Regions from separate parts of the Mus musculus genome. Here all the other regions are linked to region 2. The links are chromatin loops, found by intact Hi-C in ENCODE. Cell type or tissue: left cerebral cortex. All regions are shown on one strand. Region 1 overlaps Dock9 (dedicator of cytokinesis 9). Region 2 has its middle 38 kb from the start of Dock9. Region 3 overlaps Dock9 (dedicator of cytokinesis 9).

Evidence for each region. Peaks named below come from ENCODE experiments on the same cell type or tissue, not always from the same donor. Only the 100,000 strongest peaks of a DNase experiment are listed, where the experiment ranks them.
Region 1: it touches region 2 in a loop (2.5-fold over the local background); 4 of 42 quality-filtered maps call a loop at or near these places.
Region 3: it touches region 2 in a loop (2.3-fold over the local background); 2 of 42 quality-filtered maps call a loop at or near these places.

The regions. Positions count from the first base shown.
Region 1 is chr14:121,630,885-121,638,884 of GRCm38, reverse strand. Dock9 (dedicator of cytokinesis 9) reads left to right here. Exons shown (of 54, transcript NM_001081039.1): 14 at 3,646-3,728; 15 at 4,259-4,381. Among named protein-coding and RNA genes, the nearest start is that of Dock9, 64 kb to the left of the region's middle. In left cerebral cortex, a CTCF peak has its summit at 4,311 (motif pointing left); DNase peaks (open chromatin) are centred at 1,717, 4,032, 4,283 and 6,732.
Region 2 is chr14:121,732,405-121,740,404 of GRCm38, reverse strand. It overlaps a transcript of Dock9 not described here. Among named protein-coding and RNA genes, the nearest start is that of Dock9, 38 kb to the right of the region's middle. In left cerebral cortex, a CTCF peak has its summit at 4,524; DNase peaks (open chromatin) are centred at 4,542, 5,974, 6,341, 6,858 and 8 more places; H3K4me3 peaks cover 2,714 bases; H3K27ac peaks cover 2,996 bases.
Region 3 is chr14:121,672,604-121,680,603 of GRCm38, reverse strand. The region is part of intron 2 of Dock9 (dedicator of cytokinesis 9); the gene reads left to right. Among named protein-coding and RNA genes, the nearest start is that of Dock9, 22 kb to the left of the region's middle. In left cerebral cortex, no CTCF peak of the experiment used is centred here; DNase peaks (open chromatin) are centred at 1,343 and 3,468; H3K27ac peaks cover 1,494 bases.

The DNA.
Region 1 (8,000 bases), 100 kb after region 2:
TCATGAAGATGTGCACACACATGTACACAGTCTTTACACACTCATGCAGATGTGCACACATGTGTACACAATCTCTAAACACTCATGAAGATGTGCACACACATGTATGCAGTCTTTACACACTCATGCAGATGTGCACACACATGCACACAATCTTTATACATGTACAAACATGCACATATGTACACAATCTTTACACTTGTGCAGACATGCACACACACGTACACAATCTTTACTTACACATGCAGACATACATCAGGCATGATGCACACCACACATGAAAAAAATAAATATTAAAACATAGAGTACAGTTACACATATTTATTGATTGTCCTTTTGTTTTTTTTTTTTTGTTTTTTGTTTTTTGTTTTTTTGTTTTTTGAGACAGGGTTTCTCTGTGTAGCCCTGGCTGTCCTGGAACTCACTTTGTAGACCAGGCTGGCCTCGAACTCAGAAATCCACCTGCCTCTGCCTCCTGAGTGCTGGGATTAAAGGCGTGCACCACCACGCCCGGCTTTGATTGTCCATTTTGATTTTATGTCCCTGGTTTCTTTTTGTCCATGTAGAAAAGCCCAGGTGTAGGCACATGCCAAGTGTATATTCTGTCCCTTTGCTAAGTTCCAGCTCCTATGTGTCCAGTTCTTAATAACTGTTCTCTTAACCACGGAGCCATCTCTCCAGCCCTTAACGAAAGCCTTCTCACATGTAAATAAAACACATCATTTGCTATTCTGTTCTGACAAATTAGTATTTCAAAGGAATTATTGGCTTGATACTAAACTTTGTCTCGTTTAAAAACACATGTATTGAGGTCAACCATTGTTGATGTGCCCCTTGGCTTCTGGAGTCATATTGTAACCCACATTCTAGAATTACTAAGTATCAGAAGTTACTGAGTCTAGAAACTTAGAAAATAGAGACCTACACCTCTTTAGTTGTTTTCTTGCTGTCCCATGGCTGGTGTGGCAAAGGACAATTGACTGTGGCTTTCTCACAGCTGTTCCTTTGTGTTGGAACAAGCTGTTGAGTGCTGCCATCCATGCCAGTTTTAGCTTTTCAGAGGGTGTTGGTTTGGTTTGATATTAAGTGTTCATTTGAGAGAGGGCCTCTGTGCATGAAGAAGGACTGGTCAGCCAAACCAGTGTGAGTGGACATGCCAGACCTCAAGCAGAGGTTTACCAGGTTGGCTCAGAGATTTGAAAACTTCATTCCTACAGCTACCTGTGCATCCTAGGCACAGCCACCAGGATGTATAGAGTAGTTGTTAAAGAACACGTTCATGGATTAAGAAGGCCTGAGTGCCGAGGGCCAGCATTGCCAGGGTACTTATGATGCCTCTCACCTCTGTGGCCCCAGTGTCCCACATGTGAGTGAAATAACGTTGCCCAGCCTGTGTTCCTCACAGGGCCAAGGTAAGGATCACACAGGCACGAAGCAGGCGGTGCTGAGAACATCACACATCCCATGAAAATATTCCCGAGTCCAGCCCCCATCAAGTAAAAGCCCATTTACCAGGCATCTTCAAACACTCTTTCGGCTGATAGAAGTTAAGTAGAATATGTTTCCTGGAGAGGAGCCATCTTAGTATTTCAAGCCAAGTCTGGAAAAGATTGGCTAAGAAGTTCTTTTAAGCCTTTTATTTTGGTGAATCAACAGTGACCTCAGATAAGGCTGTGCTGGCAGAAGGCACTTCCAAGGTGCATATGCGTCCACGTTCCTTCTTCTGCCTGCACGTGTAGGAGCTAAAGTCCGGCAGCCCACGCTGGTGCATCACGGTGGGCCAACCTCTCCTTGGCCTGCTTCCCAGCATGACTCACTCCTCCACAGTGTCTCAGTAAATCAAGGCTCAAGGCTCACCCCATCTCACTCCCGGAGAGAAGTTGGGATAGATTGCCATGGTGATATTATCTTGTTCTGCCAATTAAAGCTTTGTCTTCCTTTTGTCCAAGCCATGCAGTATTCACCTGGAACATCACTTGGAACAGGTCTTCATTGTGCAGGGTGGGGGAGGGCTCCAGAGGAGACTCATGCACTGAGTTCCTGCTTCCACAAGTATTTTCTATCTGTGCCCTTGGTTGGCTCTCATTCTCCACAAAGGAAGATGTATATCTATTAAACCCTTGTGTGTGGCATGGATTTTACCCTGCTGTATACTTTCTCATGGCTGCTCCAATCTTTTTAGGGAATTTTTGTGATGCTTGAGATAAGATCCAGGCCCTTAGGTGTGCTAGGCCACCATTCCTTCCTTAGTGATTTGTTTGAGGCAAGATCTTACTATGCAGCTAAGACTGGCTTGAGATCCTCCTGCCTCTGTCTCCTAGTGCTTGGATTGTAGGTGTGCACTATGATGCATAAATAACAATCTTGAACATGTTTAATGTAAGCCCTTGGAAGGAAGCCTTGGGTCTTTGTTCATAGACCATGTACTCCCAGATCTCAGGGAGGGAGGGAGGGAGATAGACACACACACACACACACACACACACACACACACACACACACACACACACACACACATATACAAACACACACATACACACCACTAAAATGAAAGGGTGTACTAGACACTCTCCTGACACCTGTTTGAACCAGGATTGTTTTCTGGTTCGCCCTTGAAGACAGTGATGTCTTCCACAGCACGATTGTGAAAGAATCAGAGGTTTTTAGTGAGAACGGATTACACCGTAGAGACTTACTGATCTGCAGAGGCACAGAGCTGCTCTGATGGACCTTTGGATACGCGTCTCTATTGCCCTTGTCCTATGTCTTTTAGTGAGTGCTTCTCACACTTGATGGTATATGCAGACCACTGGAGGGCCTGCAGCATACAGATGTTGACCCAGAATAGTTAGGCTGTGCTCCAAGGCTATCTGACAGTGACCCTGAAGTGAGCCTAGAAGGAAACAAAGGCTCCCAGATGTAAGCAGTTTTTCAAAAGCTGGTTTGACTTTGATACACTCAGAATAAATGACTTTAGACTCCTTCCTACACACACAGCATTCTGGTCCCCACTTGACTATCACAGATCATGGGACATGGAAGCGTGAGGCAACTGATTGCTGATAGACCCGCACTTCATACATGTCACTGGCCAAAAGCCAATATGCTTAATGTTCTCTATCAACCAAGAACAAGTCAAAATTGATCATGAGGCAGTGGTAGTGTTTATGAAGGGAAAGTGCAACAATTGAAGGCTGGTGTCTGATTTAAGCCAGTACCTTATTATGCCTTCACAATGCATGTCTCCTGGGTTGTGATGTTTGCTAGGAGTTAGGAAAACTTAGTATGTTCATTAGTGTTTTCATTAAATTCATTAAACAGATATTTGGGCATGGATACCTCAGTGGCTTATAATTAGTCCTTAGTCAAAAAGAAATAAAGTCTGCCAGAGGAAGGATGCTGGCCAAAGAGTAGCCTGCATCTTGTTTGCAAAGACCAGTAGGGTATAGGAGCTTCTTGGAAGTAACACTCTGTAATCTTGAGAATCACTGCCAGGGACTGAATAAAGAAGTCTGCCCTGGGATTGAATTCAACCACATCAGTGCCGTAAGCAGGGCCTGGTGGTATGGTGAGGGCTCGTGGTGGTAGCCGCTCTGGCCTCAGTTCTCCTGTGGCTGAGCATTTCACGGCTGTATGTTGTTCCAGGTTGCCCAGAAGGTGCTGAAGAATGCCAAGCAGGCATGCCAAAGACTAGGACAGTACAGAATGCCATTCGCCTGGGCAGCAAGGTAAGGGAGAACGCCCTTTATAACTGGGATAGACTGATGGACAGCTAGACCAACAGACAAGTAGGCCTACCTATTGAGTTGATTATCCCGAGTCAGAGATTTAAATTGGTGAAATCAAAAGTAAATAATCACCCATTCTGAGCATGCACTTAGCAAAGGCCCATAGCCGAGAGGACTCCAGTAGGGCAGACAGGAGGTTTGTCCTGAGAGAGCCCAGGCCCTGGCCACGTGCCTGCAGCTCAGATGGTGCAGCTGGAGAGTCCTGGAGCGTCCTCTCTCTGTGTCCCTTCCTGTGTCCCATATGAATGTGTGTGCTGTTTCCTCAGTATGGGCTTTTGGCTGAAACTGTTTTCTGTGTAAATTGAGTTAGTTGTGGTCATCCTCATTAATACTTACCACATTGGCGGGATAATGAGATTTCTGTTGGCCACAGCCAGTGGAATCATAATTCGTCTGTGTGCAGAGACCAGAACTGTCCTTATTTTGGTCTTCGGAAACCCAGCTCTTGAAGTGTTGTTTCTCTGTTCCAGGACGTTGTTTAAAGACACCTCTGGAAACCTGGATAAAAACGCCAGATTTTCTGCCATCTACCGGCAAGACAGCAATAAGCTTTCAAATGATGACATGCTCAAGCTGCTCGCAGACTTCCGGAAGTGAGTTTGACGGTGCTGCTTGTTTGTCTACCTGAGGAGCTTTGTGGTGGGGAGGGAGAGATGGGGACAGCCATATAAATTATGTCACTCGGAGTTCACAGGGCAGAGGAGAAGTGCGTGTGGACAGAGGACAAGGGATGGATGGTTCTTCTTAACTTGAATTCTCACTGGATGTGCGTGGCATGGGTTGTGGGGTAGAGGGAAGCACAGGCAGGGCGGAGCCTACTTGAAGGACGCCTGTCAGATGGAAAGGTTGCTGCAAAGCTCCTACAGGAGGAAATCAGAAGCAGTGGGCTGCTTCAATTTGTCAGAGGTGCAGTCACTGGTCCATGGCTTCCTGATGGGTGTTAGAAAGAGGATGGCAGTCGCCAAAGATAAACAGTTGGCAGGTTTCTGACTTGCAAGATTGAGTGAAGGCTCCCCTGATACTTCTAAACCAATGTGGGGAAAATGATAATTTACATAATCCTTACTTTATGAAGTCCATCGGCTTCTGTAACTACAGCAACCCAGGTCAGTTAATAATACCAAGAAAGGTACTGCAAGCTAAAAGCTTAAAGGGCTGTCTTTATGACCACTTCTCCTCGTCTGCAGGAGACAATTCTTTCTGCCTCCCCCAGTTATTCTGGTTCCCTGAGCTTTCCTTGGCTTGTAGCAGATCACTCCAGGCTGCCTCTGTCTTCCCATGGCCATCTTCCTGTCTGTCCCTGTCTTAATCTTTCACAGGTGTCTCAGAGCAGCACACAAAGACATAAGCAGATACTCTCAACCTATCTCTACATACTGGCTTTCAGTTTTGTCTGGACAGGGAAGTGTGCCTTTCAAGGAATGTTCTTAAGTCCATTTACCATATCTTATACACACTTATGTTGTGATGGGTAACAAAGGAGAAATACTGAACATATATTACATGTCCAGAACTGGATTCCCTGCTGCTTAGGAGTTAGTTCACGGAAGCTCAGAGCATAGTGACATTGATGTGTAAGAATAATGTTTCTGTACATTGTATAAAGTTTACCCTTGTGTTACTCAGATGCTGATTTCTTTGCCCTCATATCTTGTTTCAATCCAGACACGACATTGTAATATTTATACAAATAATCTCCCTCTTTGTGTAAACAATTCTTACTCTGCCTTGTCAGTAAGTGTTGGTCACCCAACAACTGGGCAAACTAGAGACTAGGGCATGATGTCTGCCAACCAGAGGAAAGAGTGAGGGCGATTCAGACCAGCGAGGTTGGAACGTTTGGAGCCATGAAGAAGAGGTCCTGAGAGAGATTATGGAAACACACAAGACTAACATAGAAAGGAAAGATATATCATTTCACTGCTCAGCAATTGAGGTACAGCTTTAAATAAATCTTGGCTTCTCTGTGTAGTTAGTGTGGACCAGCATAAGGTAAAGAAATACAGCCGCCAGTTTAATTCACTGCTTACATTTATATTAAGAATAATTCATTTACAATGCCGGGCGTGGTGGTGCACACCTTTAATCCTAGCACTCGGGAGGCAGAGGCAGGCGAATTTCTGAGTTTAAGGCCAGCCTGGTCTACAAAGTGAGTTCCAGGACAGCCAGGGCTACACAGAGAAACCCTGTCTCAAAAAACAAAACAAAACAAAACAAAACAAAACAAAACAAAAAAACAAAAACAAAACAAACAAAGAATAATTCATTTACAGATGGAGCCCCATGTTGGGTGCCATTTTGTTGAAATTTGGCCTGATTCTTTCTCCCAGCCTCACGTTCCCAGAAATAAGAATCAGACTCAGAATATACTGACAAATACCTTGGCCATATAGCTAGGCTCTACTTCTGACTAGATCGTAACTAAAATATGCTGTTTTATTTTCTGCCACATGGCTGGTTACCTGTGTTCAGGTACCATGTGTCTGTCTCCTTATATCTTCCTAGGAAGAATTCCCATGCCTGGATCTATCCCAAAATCCCTTCTGTCTCCCAGATGTCCCACCTCTATTTCCTGTCTAAGCCATAGACCATTGGCGTTTTAAATTGACAGGTGATGCATCCATACAACACACAAGATAATCTCTCAGCATTGATGGTTTGTTCTCAATGGTCAATTAAGTATAGATATGCTGACCCCCACATTGTGAGAAGAAATGGAACACAATTATATCTCAAAGCACAGTTATTATCCTGGTTACAGAATGGTTGAACGACCACTGAATTTGTGTAGGCAAGCTTCAAACATCGTTTCTCAGAAGTCATTCCCACATATAGTTGGGGCAGGAAAAAAATGATATAGGCTAGAGAATTTTCCTGTGAAGATTGTTGAACTAAACTTGGATCATTTGAAATCTGCCTCTTAAGGAAATCTATATAAAGCGGTAACGATGCCATTCGTTCGTGGGTGGTGATACTAGGAGGAGGTGAAGCTCACTCCTCTTAGGTGCCTACATTTGAAAGTATTATTTGTAATACAGTTTCCGAGCCATTGAAGAAAATTGTACGGCCATAGCTTTAGCCTCACAGCTTTGGCTAGGGCTTGTTCCTTGTTGAATGGGATGTTGTAGTGTTAAGTTGTTCACATGAAGAGTCAGATGAAGGCCCTAGCACCTAGAGAATTTATATTTGCATAAAATTCACACGGCTGAGGATTGATTTCCCTGAAGAGGTTTTGTGGGGGTGTCACTGAGGAAGTGTACGGTGGCGAGGAGCGCGAGAGAGTTGCTGTCCCCATTGCTGGTCACTCGACACATCTCTCACAGTGGGCACAGAGGCATGGTGCAGGGTGAGACTGACTTTTCCTAAGTTCTCTTGGTCAGAATGTTTCCAACTGAAAGCCAAGGGTGTGGAGATAGTGCCTTCCTCACCGGTTTGCTCTGAGGAAGTCAGGGAGCTGATGTTGTACCCAAGTACAAACAGAAGGAAAGTAGAAATGAGAGTCCCCCTCATGATTGTGGGATACCCCACCCCAAGATGTATGTATTCCATCCACATCGTCTTTGATCCTAGTGGAGGAAGAACGTGGGGTTTTGAGTGATGATCTAATTCAGGTGATCAAGTTTTCTAAGACAGGCTGCTCACTGGGTAATAGTGCCAGAAAAGTCTTAAAAGCTGGAGGGTGGAACATTTCGAGATTGGGAATACAGCCAAATGTTGAATCTGCTGCCTCCTGTATATATATATATATATATATATATATATATATATATATATATATATATATATATATATATATAAATAATATGTTTCATGAAGAACTGTCTTCCTTAGTTTTACCTCATCCCAAGGGAAACACATAGGAATCAACTTAGATTATTCACCTGTCCTAATCTGGCACTTTGTGTGTGTGTGTGTGTGTGTGTGGTCTGCAGTACCCTAGCTGAGACTCCTATCCACACGGAAACACTGGGGGAGGGGCGTGTACCTCCTCACGTCCCTGTTTGAGTGTCATTTGTCGAAGCCAACTTCAACAAGTTACAAAGAAAGGATCAATCACTGTTTATCTTAAAAGTAGTCTTACGGAAAAAAAAATCTTAATCACAAATCTAAAGTTTTATATAAAAATCAGCCGTTTTTACTTTAAATCCTCAGGGTGCACATCTACTCATTAACATTCTTTTACTAAATTATATTAGGAAGCCTACAGCAAAA
Region 2 (8,000 bases):
GCATGTACATGTACTGTGTGGTGTATATTATGCGGTGTGCACTCTGTATGGGTGTGTGCAGTGTTGTGCTGTGTATGTACATGTGTGTGTATGCACGTGTGTCTGGGTATGTGTGCATGTATGTTTTGCTGTGTGCATGTGCTGTGTTGTGCTTTATGTGTCGTGTGTGTGTACTCTGTATGTGTGTGTTGTGCTGTGTGTTTGTATATATGTTGGTGAGCATGCATTCAAGCCTGGTTCAATGTATGGGTAACAGATGTCAGTGCAGAGATCAGAGCTTAATGTTAAGGATCTTCCATCACTCTCCACTGTATTTATTGAAGAACAATTTGAATGTAGAGCTCGCTGATTTCTGACTAGCCCAGCTAGCTAGCCTGCTCCTTAGATTCCCTGTCTGCTTCCTAAGTGCTAGGAAGTGCTAGGTGGCCACTATCCAGCGTTTACAAAGGTTCTGGGGCTCTGAACTCCTGCCCTTCTGTCATATGGAGCATCCCCGTGGCTCCTGGTCTTCTAATGGCATTGCTGCCTGGTGTTGCGTGTCAGTCCAGACCCCACAGAGCCGCTGTGCTTTGTGTGTGGCTGTGCCTTCACTGCTTTGGTTTTATGTGGCTTTTTAGATGCATTTTCAAAGAATACCAGAGAGAGAGACAGACAGAGAGAGACAGACAGAGACACAGAGAGAATAGAACAAGACATCGAGTCATTTGGGGATCATATGAAAGGACAGTGAGCTGCTTGCTCTGTACATGGCTTTCTGATACTTCCCTGGATATTCAGTTGTTATAGTTAAGGATTGTTATATCTTGGAATGGCAGCCTTTTTCTAAATATGCGTTGTAAGTGGGAGGGCGCACCCTACATGCAAACAGGGAAATGTATTCTGTCAACCAAGAACTTCTCTATCACCCCTTCCCTAAGAGTCACGTGATTCACTGTGGTGTCACTGAGTCTGTGGTGGAAGGACCTGAATTTGCTGTGGATCAAAAATACTAATGTTGATTGTGAATGAGACCGCAGCACAGACCTGCCTTTGCAGACTGTATAGAGTGCTGCTTTAGAGACACGTGGCCAGCCAGATGGGGTAGCTCTCTGTCCATGTCCGTGCTCATGTCTCTGGGTACCTTAAGCAGCACCCACCTGGTTAGCACTCTAGTGAAGAGGAGAGGTGTGCAGAAGTCAAGACCACACGCCTCGCATGTTCTCCTATGCTCGACTGCCAGCAGGCTGTTACCATTACGTGTAAAAGGTTGTCTGAAGTTGCTTACACGTGTTTCCATGGCAGCAGGCGTCTCGGCATTTTCACCGTTTTTAGACTGTATTTCCTCCTTTCCTTGGCTTGTCTGTTTTCTCATTGATGCAAGATTAAACAAGCAGCATATTTAGGTCAAGGAAAGAGATGTTTGCTAATAGAGATGCTAGGCGAAGCATTCTGGGAGAGTGATTTTTTGCAGCAGACGAGAATCCTTTGTGCCTTCAGCAGCAGCAGCATCTGCAGCAGGGTGGCTGTCTGGCACTGCCTTTTGCATTTTGGGCAGGTTCTGAGATTGAGAGCAGTCCCAGGCAGATCCAAGGTGCCAGCATTTCCCACCAGCCCATGCTAATCCTCTGCACATTTGCTTTCGTGTATTAGCTGTGTGGCAGTTTGCTGGGGGGAAAAAAACCCGATACTTTCACAGTCTTGGTGCATCTGAGGTGTGTCATCTTGATTTTGCACCACCCACCCTTCCTGTTCCACACGGGGAGCCTGGATCCTTTTTCTTTTTTGTCAGACTGTTGGGCAGGAACGGATTCTAGTGTAACAGCCTGGCACTTCCTTCTGTTCCGGTGCCGGTAACTGCTTGTCGTGAAGATGGTCCAGAGGAAGCCTGTGTCTGACGAGCCAAAGAAGCTGATGTGGGGATGGTGTAGAGATCGCTAGAAGTCTGGATGTGCACACTTCGGGGATGGGCTGCACTACCAGCGTGATTCTCTTCAAAGGCATCCGTACCGTTTTTGAGAGAAACTGTGCTTACATGTGCAAGCAGCCGGGAGAGAGTAATGCCCTTGAATATACAGCATACAATTGGTCAAAAGAAGACTCTGAACTATCGATCGCCTTCTGCCTGGTAAAATGCTGTCTCATTTAATTAACAAGTAGCTTAATGGTGTTAGCATAAAGCTAGTCTTTCGTTGTGAAGCAGCTCACATCTGTTTCCATATGCTTATGTGTATATCTATCTCTCTCTATATATATGTAAATATGCATATATTGTCTGTATGAATGAGTAACCAGTAATCTTAAATTTAAATTTGAAGCACCTCTTTGCATGTGTGAGGATGCTGTGTATTAATGCAAGGTAAGTGCAGACAGGAGATGGAGAGCGGTGTCTTGTTAGACTAGTTCTCTCAAGCAGTTTACAGCCTTCTGGGTTCTTGGTAGTTTTAGCGGTCATCTGTAGCAAAATGCATGTTCAGACATTCACGTGTGACCCCCTTCCCCACTGATGGTGAATTATCCAGCCTCTTTATCTCTCAGCCTTTTACTTGGCCAGGCTTGTCTTACTAATGGCTTGTGGTCAGTCCTCTCATTCAGGGAGAGCCCTGTAAAGGGATCATGAAAGAAAGCTGTGCTGCACACAGAGACAAATATGTATAGTTTTATTTTTCTTAAAACTCAATTCTAATGTGTATGGGTCATGAGAAGAAGCTGAATTTGACCCGGTGCTTCCGTGTTCTGCCCCTGCTTGAAGAGGCGTCAAGTCACAGATGGGTGTGTCTCTCAGTGACCTCTTCCGTACCAGGTTGCGAGGAGGCACATATTGGTCTCCTCCTCCCTCAGGACGCCTTGCCATTTTCCCTTCTGTTCTAACTGCAGTTTTTGTCAGAATGAGTGGGGACAAGGACATGTGTGAGTTTGCGTGTGAGCCTGGCAGGCGGTTGCTCAGTAGGGTGAGGCACACAGACAGGCAGGAATGCTGCCCGAGGAGGGGGTGTAGGTGCCCTGTGTGTACCTTGGAATTGGATCTGCAGCAGCTCAGGGAGGGTGTGGGGTTTTGTTGAGGGGCTTGTGTGGCTAGCACTCAGAAGGCTCAAGAGGAGGAAGGGAGAACATCATATAAGATGTCAGTTGCGGCTTAGGAGTCAGGGTTATATTTGGTATGGAATGGAAGTGGTGCTATATTAACTGTTGAATATTTTAAGCTCTGCCATATTTTGAAATATCCTTTGGAGAATAACTGCTGTCAGAGAGTAGAAGGACTAGAGCCCATTACTGTGTGCTTTTCTATCACCTACCCATAGCCAGCCAAGCTTAGGACCTACCTGAGTTGGGCTAGTCAGGGCAGTATTCCCACCCTGTGCAATAGTGCTCCCACCCTATGCAATAGTGCTCCCACCCTGTGCAATGATGCTCCCATCCCGCGCAATGGTGTTCCCAACCTATGCTGTAGGCTTTTGCTCCTTCTAGCCAGACCGACTTGTCTTTGGTTAACCTGACTTGATGACCACCCCACCCCTGTGCTTTTCTTTTTTTGATGGCACCAGACAATAGTGACCCGCTTCTGGCTTTGTCAGACCTTTGTCAGGCCTGGGTTTCTGACACGCTGTTCCTATGTACCTCGTGGGCCACTGCTGCCCACCAAGATGCCGCTAGGTGGAAAGACCCAACTGGACTTCTGGATTCTGTGTGTGCTCCCTGATCCTCTTTGTGCACATCAGGCAGAGTTTGTCTTTGGGAATGAAAGTCAGGCCACGTTCCTCCTCTGCTGCAGAATCCATATAGAGGTCTGTCTCCACAATGGGATCACCCACCCCACACTTCCTCCTCTCCATCTGCTTGCTTTTCCCTTGATCCTCCTTAGTATTCACTTCACTCTGGCCATCAAGGCTTCCTGGGACATCGCCATCTTGCCTTTGTATGGCTCTTGCCTGGGCTCTCCCAGGTCTTTGTTCAGGTAGCCCTTCTCAAGTGAGGCACCTACAGATGCCCAGTATTACTCCAGAGCATCCCAGCAAGACCTACCCACTGTCACCTTGGGTCATCTCCATGCAAAAACACACTGACCTGATCTTCAGATACATGAGGGTCCTTGCTAGGGCCCCCAGCTTTGTTTGGGAAGGTGTCTGTCTTATCTGTAGCCCTGGTGATGCCTCCAACGTGTGACTTTGCCAGAAGTGTCAGCAGGTAACAACTGAACTGCATCCACCCTTCCAGCTGCAGTTTCCAACCTGTGGGTCTTGACACCTGGGAGGGGATCCAACAACCCCTTCATAGGGTCACCAAGACCATCGGCAGACACACAGATCCTTGTATTACAACAATACAGATCCTTGTATTCATAACAGCAAAATTACAGTAGTGAAGTCGCAACGAAAAGTGGTTTTTGGTTGGGGGTCACCGCCACATGAGCAACTGTATTAAAGGGTCACAGCCTTAAGAAGGTGAAGACTACTGCTTTATAGTCTCTAACCACTCAGTGCATACCAAACCCTGTAGGAGGGACTGTGTTTGTTCATGGTGGGATAGGCTGAAACATGAGCGCCCCCTATCTGTAGAGACTAGAAATCTCCAGGATCTGCTCACCAGCCAGAGCCAGATGGATACCCTCACAGCCACGTTTTGGTCTCAGCGAAGTTTCTTCTGGACCAGTTTTGCGATTTTTCTCCTGTTCTATACTGAAGCACACCATGGGTAGCTAGCTTCCTGAGAAGTGACACTCACTGTAAGAATGGATGATGGGGGGGGGGGGCGTGAGGCTGGCTTGGGTGGGGACAGTGAGAGGCAGTGAGGTACATAAGTGTGATTCTGGGGAGGTGGCTCAGTGCTTAAGAGCACTCGCTGCTCTTGCAGAGGACTGGACTCTGGGTCTCACCCACCTGAGGGGCTCTGAGACTTTCTTCTGCCTCCTTTAATACCCACATCCACATGCGCATTCTTGTCCACAAACACACATACGTACATACATATTAATGAACTGTTATTTCTTTAAAGAGTGCGATTCTGAAGCCAGCCTTCAGGGTTGAAAACCTACATCCATTACTTCCTCGATGTGTGACTGCGGGCGTCATCTGTCTGCTCCTCGTTCTCATCTGCTCTTTATCTTCTGAATTCAGATAAAATGGTACTTATCGCAGGGTAGTAAGTGACTGACTTGTCCGAGGCTCTCAGGGTGGGCCCCGTTGTGCCAATTGTAAGCAGTTGCATAGTTGCTGTTGTTTTTCTGTTTTTTTTTTGTTTTTTGTTTTTATCTTCTTTATGACAAGCCTGGAGAGAAATCTCTTCTCACCATATTCCTAATGATTGTGTTTTCCTGAGTAACAACTGCATAAGTGTGTTTATGTGGGGGTGGAGGGTGGTTTGAGATAGGGTCTCTTAGGCTGGCCTGGAACTTGGTATGATTCAAATTTCACTTGCTTCCTAAGTGCTGTTTTAAAGGCATGTGCCACCATTCCAAACTTGCTTTGATTTCCTTGCCTCGCCTTGCCTTGCCTTGCCTTTTCTCTCCTCTCCTCCCCTCCCCTCCCCTCCCCTCCCCTCTCCTCTTCTTTCTTTCTTTCTTTCTTTCTTTCTTTCTTTCTTTCTTTCTTTCCTTCCTTCCTTCCTTCCTTCCTTCCTTCCTTCCTTTCTTTCTTTCTTTCTTTCTTTCTTTCTTTCTTTCTTTCTTTCTTTCTTTCTTTCTTTCTTTCTTAAGACAGGGTCTCATTATGGAGCTTTGGTTAACCTGAAATTCTTAGTGTAGACCAGGCTGGGCTCAAATTCACAGAGATCCACTTGCCTCTACCTCCTGAGATCTGGAATTAAAGGTGTGCACCACCACACCTGGCTACTTTTTTGAAGTTGATAGGGTTTCAGACTTCTGAGAGACCCTCTCTACTCTGACAGGTACAAGTACCGGAAGGACTTTTAACCGATTAAGTCTTGCTTCTTGTTTCATGGTTGTCATTTGTGACAGTACGCCTGGTCCCATCTGCTTATTTTGATCTTATGTGTGTGAGTCACTTTTGGAATAAGGCAGTATGTAAATCAGCAAGCAGAGAGCTATATGGTGAAGAGGGGCCTCCCTGTGATCATCAAGAGAAGCAAGTCAAGCGCAGATGTTTGAGTGCAGTCTCCAGCTTTGTAAGGTTGGGGAATGTAAAGTGTCTACAGGAAGGTTCTGTTTATATTTAAACGACGAGGGATCCTCTCCATTTACCCTGGAAAACGAACCTATCTGGTAAGTGTAGAATGATTGAAGTTCAAGTCAGTCTGTCTGTCTGTCTATCTATCTGTGTGGTTGTACATGTGTGTCCTGGAGTACCTGTATATATGTGTGGAGACCAGAGCACAGCCTTTGGATGCTTTTCTTAGGCTCCATCTATGTTATGGTTTGTTTTATGAGAGTGTCTCACACCAGCCTGGAATTTGCAGAGTACCTAAGGCTAGCTGGCAACTCTCAGGAATATGTCTGTCTCTAACTGCCAGCTCTGGAACTACAAGTGCATGCCATTGTATGTGTATTCGTGTGTGTGTGTATGTGTGTGCGTGCACACACGTGCACGCGTGCGTGCATGTGCGTACGAGTGCGGGTGTGCGAGTGTGTTCTGGGTATGACACTGCTTCCGGGTTCCTCTGCTTCCATCTAAGACCTTTCCCTAGTCTTCCCATTTAAATGTTGACTGCCAGTTCTAGCACAATTGATGTGGAAGATTGAGTTGGGATCTCATTCTTGAGTATAGATTTTTCCTCGGGATTTTTGCTTTACAGAGTAATTGGACGTATTAGCTCAGTGCATTGGGAGTTTGTCCTGATTGCTTGTTCTTGCTGGACAAGCGGCAGCCCTGGAGATGCTCACATCCAGGCTGCTGTAGCTGATGTGAGGGTGGCACATAGGTTGTCTGGCAGGAGGCCAGTCCATCTAAACCTTCCACTGCAGGGAAAGCTCGTAAGCTGAAGCAGACATTGCCAGTTCCACTTTCTTCCTCTGAGAAAGTCCCATTCTGCTCAAGGCCAGCACTGTCAAGTTTGACTTCCTTTCTGTAGTTGTGGGAGAAGTAAACACCTCTTGTGTTGCTGTGTGTGATATATTGTGTTTCTGCTGATCATAGCTGAGGGAAAGAGAGGCTGGTCAGTTAGAACCGGATTGCTGCTGCATACCGGGAGTAAGGGCACAAAGGAAGAAAAAAAAAACGACTAGTCTTCAATTTTTCTTGGTGTGTGTGTGTGTGTGTGTGTGTGCACGCTCGCGTGAACACGTGCGTGTGTGTACCTGTGTGTACATGTACTTCTGCTGCACACATGGAGGCTAGAGGAAATCTTTGGTGCCATTCTCAGGAACACTGTACACTTCATTTGAGACAGGTTCTCTCCTTGGCCCAGAGCTCACTGCTAAGGCCAGACTGGCCAGCGAGCCTGTCTCTAACCCCTCAGTGCTAATTACAAGTGCACCTGCCATTTTTATGTGGTTCTTAGGGATTGAACTCAGGTCCTACTTGAAGGGCCTTTGTTGACTGAGCCGTCTCTCCAGACCCTTGAGTTTCTTTCATTATGTATATCATTTATTATCATGTTATTTATATCCCATTATCATACTGGGATAATGCAACTCTTTATTTTGCTCATTGTAAATTTAATATTTTAGTTTTTGTCCCTACTACCTTAAAATTGAAGTTTTTTTCATGGTTAAACTAGTATAGAATTTAGCCTTTCATAGCATCAAGATTTTTCTGAGTACTTAACTTCCTTCAGACTTGGTCCTTTCTAGTTCTTACAAAAACCATTGACTGTGAAGGTCTTTTGACTTGTATGCTAATTAACAGCCATTTGACATTGGATACTGTTCGAAGAGCACAGAATAGATGACACCCTTCTCTTTTGTGTCTGTATATATCTTTGGGATGGGGTGCATTGAACTAGGGGGCAGGCAGAAGGTGTAAATGCAAAATGGTGGTGTGTTAAAGAGCTTGAGGCATTTGGGAAGAGTAAAAGCTGGGCTTTGTTGTAATTGTTCTTCAGTAATACCCTCTGCCTGCCTTGCTGCATCT
Region 3 (8,000 bases), 60 kb after region 2:
CAGCGAGGCAGGAACAGTGAAGTCTGTCCCAGTGGCAGGACTTGGGTGTCTTTTCCTTGGGGGAAGCAGGAACACCCAGGAAGCTCCTGCCTCCCCTGCTGTCTGAGTTGATGCTTGAGGTCTTTCAGCCTAGAGCTGTGTGACAGACAGGAAGTCTGGAGGTTAGTAAGGAGCAAGGTAAACCATCTCCCTAGTGACCCAGGACCACTGCAGTCTGCTCAGAGGTTCTCTGTCCTGTTCTTCTGGACGTTTCCCAACAGTTTCCTTAGAGAAAGCCAAAGGTTATCTGAGGTTCCTTAGGCCATGAAGTGTGTGTTTCTCTTGGTGTTCAGGAGTAAATTTGTTTCTTAGTCTTACAAAAGCTATATTTATAGACATGAAAAAAATTGCTTAAGAAAGAAAAATCCAACATTAGTGTCTGGTATCATCTTTTCTCCCAGGGACAAAGGACCCAGATATTCAAACAGTGTAAAGTCAAAAGATTTAAATTTGGAGGAAATCCATGCACCTCTCTTGCCCAAAACCATTTCTGTGATAATCTAAGGGACAAAGAGCTTCACCGTCCCCATTCTGGCCGAGAATAAATGAAGGAGTGTTGGTTTCTGTTGTAGGAAAATTGTTCCAAAGCTGAAGGAGTTTGGATGTCGACTGTGGCCCACATCTTGGCAGTAGTGACAGGTTGCAGCTGAGTTTGGGCACTGTTCTCATATAGACTGCCACTTTGTCATGAGAGAGACCTTTATACCGTGCTTCCTTGTTGATCAGTGATGATATCAGCTGTCTAATTACAGTGTAGTTAATGACTTAGCAATGCCACAGATTCCCCCTGTCTCCATTTTGGTAGCAGAGTAGAAGCATCCCTGATAACGGTTCCTGGAGGCATTGTAAACACACCTCGTCAGGGAGAAGCCTCCTTTCTCATACAGAAAAGGATGACAAGCTTAGGAAAGGGGTTAGACAGTAAGCGCAGTGCACGCGAATGTGACAGTCGCCCTCAATGAGCAGCTGCCGTGAACTGTCGCAGTAGCAGAGCATGGCGTAGATGTCTGCCAGGTGTGTGCGAATGCTCATACGTACACATAGAGGTCCTGCTGCCTTAGTGTGCTTCCAAGTGGGCAGGCTGACATTGAGCCCTAGGTCTAATTTTATATCGTCCTAGAGCATAAAAGGCAGTAAATACCGGAAAGGATGTTTGGAGGCAGTTTATAGGTCCCACTCACATTCCCTAAAAGTTAGATTCGTTGTTAGTATAAGCCGTGGATACATGGGAAAGGAAAGAGTGTGTTTCCTCGGCTTCTGAGTATGTACTTGAAAGACCCGAGGACAGAGATACAAAGATGACTTACACAAGATGCTCCATAGGTGGTGAGTCACAGGAAGAAGAGGATGTCTGTGCACAGATGAACAAGACATCACAGTATTTACTTGTGGGGAAGGAGATGCTTACGGGCCTGTGCTGCCACACCCAGGCATACCACACTTGCAGTGGTCAGTCATAGAACTGTGTGCAGCGTCAGGGTGTCATCCACGTGGGATATTAGTTTACATTCCCAAACAAGGTATATCCGTTGTGGGATATTAAGGTTTCTATGGAACATCTTGTTTCATTTCTATCTTGTTGTGGGGTGGGGTGGGGTGGTATTTTGTTTGTTTGCTTTGAGACAGGGTCTCAAGTACTCCAGGCTACCCTCAAACTTGCTACGTAACCAAGAATGCAAGAGGATTTAAGGTGTCAGCGAGGATGGAAAGGATTGGTGGTTCTAGGTGTTCAGAGTCAGGACAAGCCTCGGGAAGTGTGGCTGCTCCAGTCTCTGTCGGCCACATCCTGACTTCTGTCTCCCCTCCCCTGCCCTCCCCCGCCAATTCTTTTCCTCTTTTACTTACACACAACCCACAATGATGTACAAACCAGGAACCTGAAAAGGAAGCCAAGTGCCAGGACTTACAAAGGCCTGGAAGTTCCCGATCTCATTTCCCATCTACGCTTTGGGAAAGAAGACAGTCTGGGGAAGCTAGCTGTGCAGCTGGGTTGAGAGTGCATGCATTTAATACTCGAAGCCTGCGGGGAGGGGCTTAGCTTTGCCTGGTATTTATGGCCGCACATACAGATCAGAATCCCGGATTTCACACTGCTGAAAACCGAGGAGAGGAGAATGATGGTTGCTCGTAAGAAGCAGGAAGTTTAAAGCACATCCCGTGAGAGCCTATTCTAGAAATATGAAGACTAACTCACTGCAGGCGACCAGAGCCTTGGTGAGCACTGTGCTTATGGAGGAGGGACAAACACTGAAGGACAGGGTGTGTTGCAGGGACCCTGGCTGGAGAGTGTAATAGCTAGAGCTGCTGGCCTAGCATGAGAGGCCCCTCAGGGTTGATCTTAGCTCCATAAAACAAAACTAAAACCCAGGGGAGACGTGCCTTGGGAACCATCTTATCTTCACTCTTGCCTCTATTCACTGCTGAATGAACAGACGGGCTCAAGGGTGGAAACTTGAGGGTCCTGAGTAGCTAGGAAGAGATACACCATCTCCAACCGGCCCATTCCCAGATGTCACCGGAAGGTGACAGCAGGCTCAGAGAGTCCTGAGAGTGAACTTTTCTTCTCCCTCCATCGGGTTCATCCTCTCCAGCACTGTGACTTGGTCTTTGTTTAGACTGCCTTTATTGTTGTTTCTGATTTCTTGGTGTTGTAGGTTATTTTTAAATTCTCGATACAATGTGTTTGTGTATGTGTCTATGCATGTGAGTGCAGGCACAGGAGGAGGCTACAAGTGTAGGATTCCCCCAGCTGCAGATAGGTGGTTGTTAGCCACAGAGATGGGAATGTTGGTAACTGAATGGGAATTCTTCTGGAAGAGAATTGTAACCTCTGAGCCAGCTCAGCCCTGGGGGGAATTTTTGTTTTTTAACATGATTTTATTATTTTGTAAAGTGTTCATGCATGTGTATGCACTTGTCTGAGGAGGCCAGACGAGAGTGTTGGGTCCCTGGAGCTAGAGTGACAGTTGTTAGTAATCTTCCAGTTAAGGGGATGCTAGGACTTGAACTTTGCAAAGAGCATATAAGTTTTTAAACCATGAGCCATCTCTTGAGCTTTGGGAGTTTAAACTTTCCTCAGAAACTAAATGGAATTCTTTGGGCCTTTTTCTTGTCCCAAGTTTGTTCATCTCCTTAATAACAGGTGAATTAAACATGGAGACTGGGGGCATGTGCATGAGTGTACTCAAGCATGGGTGCGCACACATGCCTGTATGTTGGGTCAGCTTCTCTATGCATGGCATTGTCAAAAATGAACAGAAAATGGGAGTTAATGGCCGGTAGCGGAGCTTTGAGGTGTGGTGTGGGAATGCCCCACACTATTTGAGTTTCTAGTCTAGCTTGGTGCTGGAGCCTCTCATGAGCAACTCCTGTGCTCTGAGACAAATGCCTCCTCCAGATCCTTGGAAAGATGCCGTGCCCTGTGCACAGTCGGTTGGCTGCAGCAGTTCCCAGTGTCCTCTGCTGCTATGGTTTCAGTGTTGCACTGTATCCAAAAAACGCCCAATGTACAGAGAGATCCAGCCACGTGGCATTTCTAAGCAGACGTCAAAGGGAGAGATGCTGTAGACACACAAGACACCATCCAGTTGACCTCAGGCCTGGGGTAGGGTCGGGGTCCGGGATGGGAGGGCAGTTGGGAGCCATCCTGGTAATAGACAGTAGGCTGAAACTGGAGATAACTTTAAAACATTGATGTGGGTGCCACATTCCTTTGGGCTGGCTGAACATATTAATAATTAAGAAATCAAGCCAGGGCTGTTTGTGTGAGAAGGCAGTGGGGGCTGGGCCAGTGTCTTCTGGGTGGCCTGGCCATGCTTTGTGCTCCCATCTCTCTCTTCCCCCAGGTACTGCGCACCTAGCAGGGGTTGTCCTTTTCAGTGTATGTTGAAGCACCGTTCCTCTGCATCAAGTGTGCAGAGGTTTGAAGGGATAATTCTCTAAATAAAGCCAAAATGATGACAAGGCTGGAATGCTTTATAACAGATTGCTAGGCAGGCTCTGCAAAGATGGTCACATTTTTTGTGTGTGGTGTCACATTCCTATAATCCCAGCCCTTGGGAGGTGTAGACAGAAGGAGCTAAAGTTCAAGGCTAGCCTTGGCTACCTAGTGAGTTTGAGGCCAGCATAGGTTGCATAAGACCTTGCCTCCTAGAGAAGAGCTTGCTGCTGCTCTCTGACCCAGTGTCTCAGTAGTGGCTCAGGCAAGGCCACCCCACCCTGGGCTGTCTGCTTGGGATCCCACCTCCCTTCCACTGGGAAAGCAGCCACACTCCCTCTCCTGTCTCCTTCTTGGTGTCTGAGAGAGGCCACTCCCAGCTTTCTGCTCCTGAATGAGAAGAGACAAATACTTGGTCCCTATCCTTGCAGCTGGTTCAGGTTACAGCCAGACCAGATCTCTGATGTAGTTCATTGTTCTCAGGGACTCTGGAGGAAGGGTGGGCCTTTTGTTTCAAGCTTTTAATTAAAATCATAAAAACATGATTTGTGTGCCCCAGTGGATATGCATAATTCCCATCTGAGTATTTTTAAATAGTTGAAGGCCATCATGAAGTGATTAGTAAGTAACCAGTCCTGTGTGAGTGGAGAGGTTTAGAAAAATCAAGATGACATAACTGTGTGCCGGGGACAGTAGTGTTCATCTAAATCTGTGTAGTGAAAAGTAACGTGGGTAGTATTAAGTCAAAGGAATGTCAGTGTTCATCTCATGGTTTTCTTTTGCCTGTCTGGTCTCTCATGGCTCAGTTGCTAGGACTCCGCTTGGGAAGGAGGTGGGGCTTAGAGTTCAATGTTCACAGAATTTCTATGTTGGAATTTCTGAGGCACTGAGGAAGTTGAAGGTCCTAGAAGGCCTGTCTGCGGATGTGTGGGGGCTGGGTGAGGGGTGGGGGGAGTTTCAGGCTTTCCCCGGGATTACACAGCCAGCCCAGGAAAGGCACACCTCCAGGGTTTCCCCAGCCGCCTCTCAATTCAATGTCCCTTCTCAGATTCCACAATGTGAAGATTAATGAAATGACTGGCTTCACATTTCTCCTCCTTGGAAACTTGAGCTTCTTGGTGGGGTGGGTGGGGATAAGGGGTTCAAGGTCATGTGTGTAAGATAGACCCCTGCATCATCCCCTTGGGGTCTGGACTTGGGTTAGTTTAAAAATGGGGAGCTGAGTTTAAGCTCAGAAGATAGGAGTGCAGCAGGACCTGGGGCAGTAAGGGTGGGGCACTGCCAGGTAAGGCACCTGCTGCCTCACTGTTTCCCGTCCCCCCACCATCCCCCAGCTGGCCCAAACAGCCCAGAAGTTCCCAACGCTGACCTTGTAGTTCAGGGCTAGCAGAGTGTTTGGAGGGAATCATTTCAGTCAACAGAGAAGTTCTTAAAGTAAAAATAATCTACTTGAAGTTTGAAGTTTCAGGCCAGACCGGGAAAATAGCCGTGTGTTTAACAACTCTTCTTGTTAGGGTCCAGGAACCATGCTGCATGAACCACTTCATTTCACAGAAATAAGAAGTTCATCTTGGGGGTTCCAGGTGCACGCCCCCCCCCCCCAATGCGTCAGAGGGGACATGTGCTGCCCTCTCTTCTGATTCAGCTACTGCAGTAGCTCTGTGGGGTTCCTCATGAGACTCTTGTCTGTCCCTGGACAAGGTAACTAAGGATCTCCTATGTCAAAGGCTGCCAGCATTTAACCTAAGGAACTGTACAAAAGCTACGCCTGACAGCAGCTGGGAAGTTTTCTTCTAAGTTGCATTGTGAACTTAGAGATTTCCATCTCAGTGGTTATTTGAGATGCTAACTATACATAGTTTTAGTCTTCAGATACACTTTCAAACACTCCACAGTAGGAAAAACTTCCTCTAACCCTTTCATATTAAAAGCTTCCTCAGTAGGATAGAGGTATAATTGGGTCTCTATTCCCCAGACCCCCGTCTGTGGATTCAGAAATCAGGCTGAGAATACTTAGAGAAAAGAAGGGTGTATGAGCATGCCGCTGTCTAGATGGTGCAGCATGCAGCTCTTCAGACCACCTTGTATTGGAGGAGGTGTTAAAAGTAATGGGAGACTGTTGATAATTACACAGGGGAATAGAATAGCATGGGCTCAATGCAAAACCTACCTAGGATAAGGGACCTGGGTATCTTAGATATAGATATATATAGAGAGAGGGACCCAGTCCCTCAAGGTCACTGAAGGATAGCTGTAATTTATTTCTAAACATAAAAAGAGTGGGGTTAGCCATTTGTATTAGACTATGTTATAAACTACCTTAAATTTGTATAGCTATGTTGGGTATTCCCTTTAATCTCTACAGATTCCTCAAAGAAGGAGTAGTAGTTGTCCCCTTTGCTATAGATGAGGAAAGTAAACTGTGAAAGATTAGGTAATTTGCATAATGTTACTGAGCAAGGAGAAGGGAAAGAACAATCTATTCTGCTATTCTTTGCTGGTTTTGATGTTGATTTTTGGTCCAGCCTTTAGCTGGAATAAGAATCTTAATGGATAGAAATAAGGCGACAAGCTCTGAGTGGTTGTGTACACCCCTAGTCTCAGCAGTGCTCAGAGGCTGAAGCAAGAAGATAATGAACTAAGGGCCACCGTGTGGAGTGTTATGAATTCCAGGCCAGCCCTGCTGTATGGTAAGAGCTTTCCACACAAACCCTAGAATCTCTACAGTACTAGAAAGAAACTCCGCCCATTGTTAGAGGGCCTAGGTACTCACTGAGTATAACTCTTAGGAGATAGACTTGGACTTTTTTATAAGCCTAATAAGTGAAACTATAGAAATGTAATGTTAATTGGTTTGGCATAGAGTATGGTCTGAATGTGACTTTTAGTACACAAAATCTATAGAGAGGTTAAAATAGTACATTTGCTTGTGCTATAGACATCCCTTGTCAGTTTCTGTAATGGATCAGAGAGCTTTTGTCTTAATAGGAAAAGCCATATATTCAAGTAATGGATGGTGATTGGCAGTTTCCCTTTTCTATCCCCATTGACTGTTTTATTCATTCGTTCTTGAAACATTTACAAGTAAGAAGAGATGTCTCTTGGCCTCAGAGGAAAAGGCATATGCCTGCATTAGAGTAGATAATCGAATCAACTGTTAAAACAAGTCTTGAGGACATTGTTTTAAGGCCAACAATTTATAGGGTCAAATATCAGCTTTTCAGGTCTGTAGACCAGATTTTGACCAATGTGACCAGGGTTGGTCAGACTCAAGGGAGCTGAAACTCATTTGATGACTCCACAATAAAAGCAAAATACTACTTTAAAAGTACATCAGAGAGTACAATAAAGCATCTAAGTGTTGTTGGCTTTGCATCTTTTCCTGGTAGAAATGTTGAAATGGGAAGCATGTTATAAACAAGTGGATTGCTGTGGTTGGACTTGAGTGAAGACAGTGAGGACTGGAGAGCTCGGGGCATTAGTGGTGCCTGCTCCATTCGTGACAAGTCACCAGACCCACCGGGGTCTAACCTGATGTTCTTACTGTGCAGCTCCTATTCTTTCTATGACCCAATTGATTAAAATTTTAGGGTTTTATCGGAAGTCAGTTGGAGTTCAAAGACAGTTTTTGACATAGCAAATATGTTTCGTTCTAGGCCTTTAAAAATGAAAACAAAGCATAATCTCATGGAACCCAGGCTTGTGGAGCTTGTTGAGCGTTTGAAGGTGACCTTGAACTTTTGACTCTACCTTCCAGGCTACAGGCATGTGCCACCAGGCCCAGATTCTGTGGTTCAGGAGCGAACCCAGGGCTTTGTCCATACTAGACGAGCACTCTACCAAAAGAGCTACATTCCTAATCCAGCCCCAACTCCTTAACAAAGCTGGTCTTAACCTGTTTGTGCTCTCTCTCCATCACCAGGGTGAGGTTATCTCTCTCATTTGTTCTGAGTACAATTTGAACTCCTGCTCCACAGTTTCAGCATCTTTCCCTAGATACACTTTGTTTGATACTGTTGTCTTC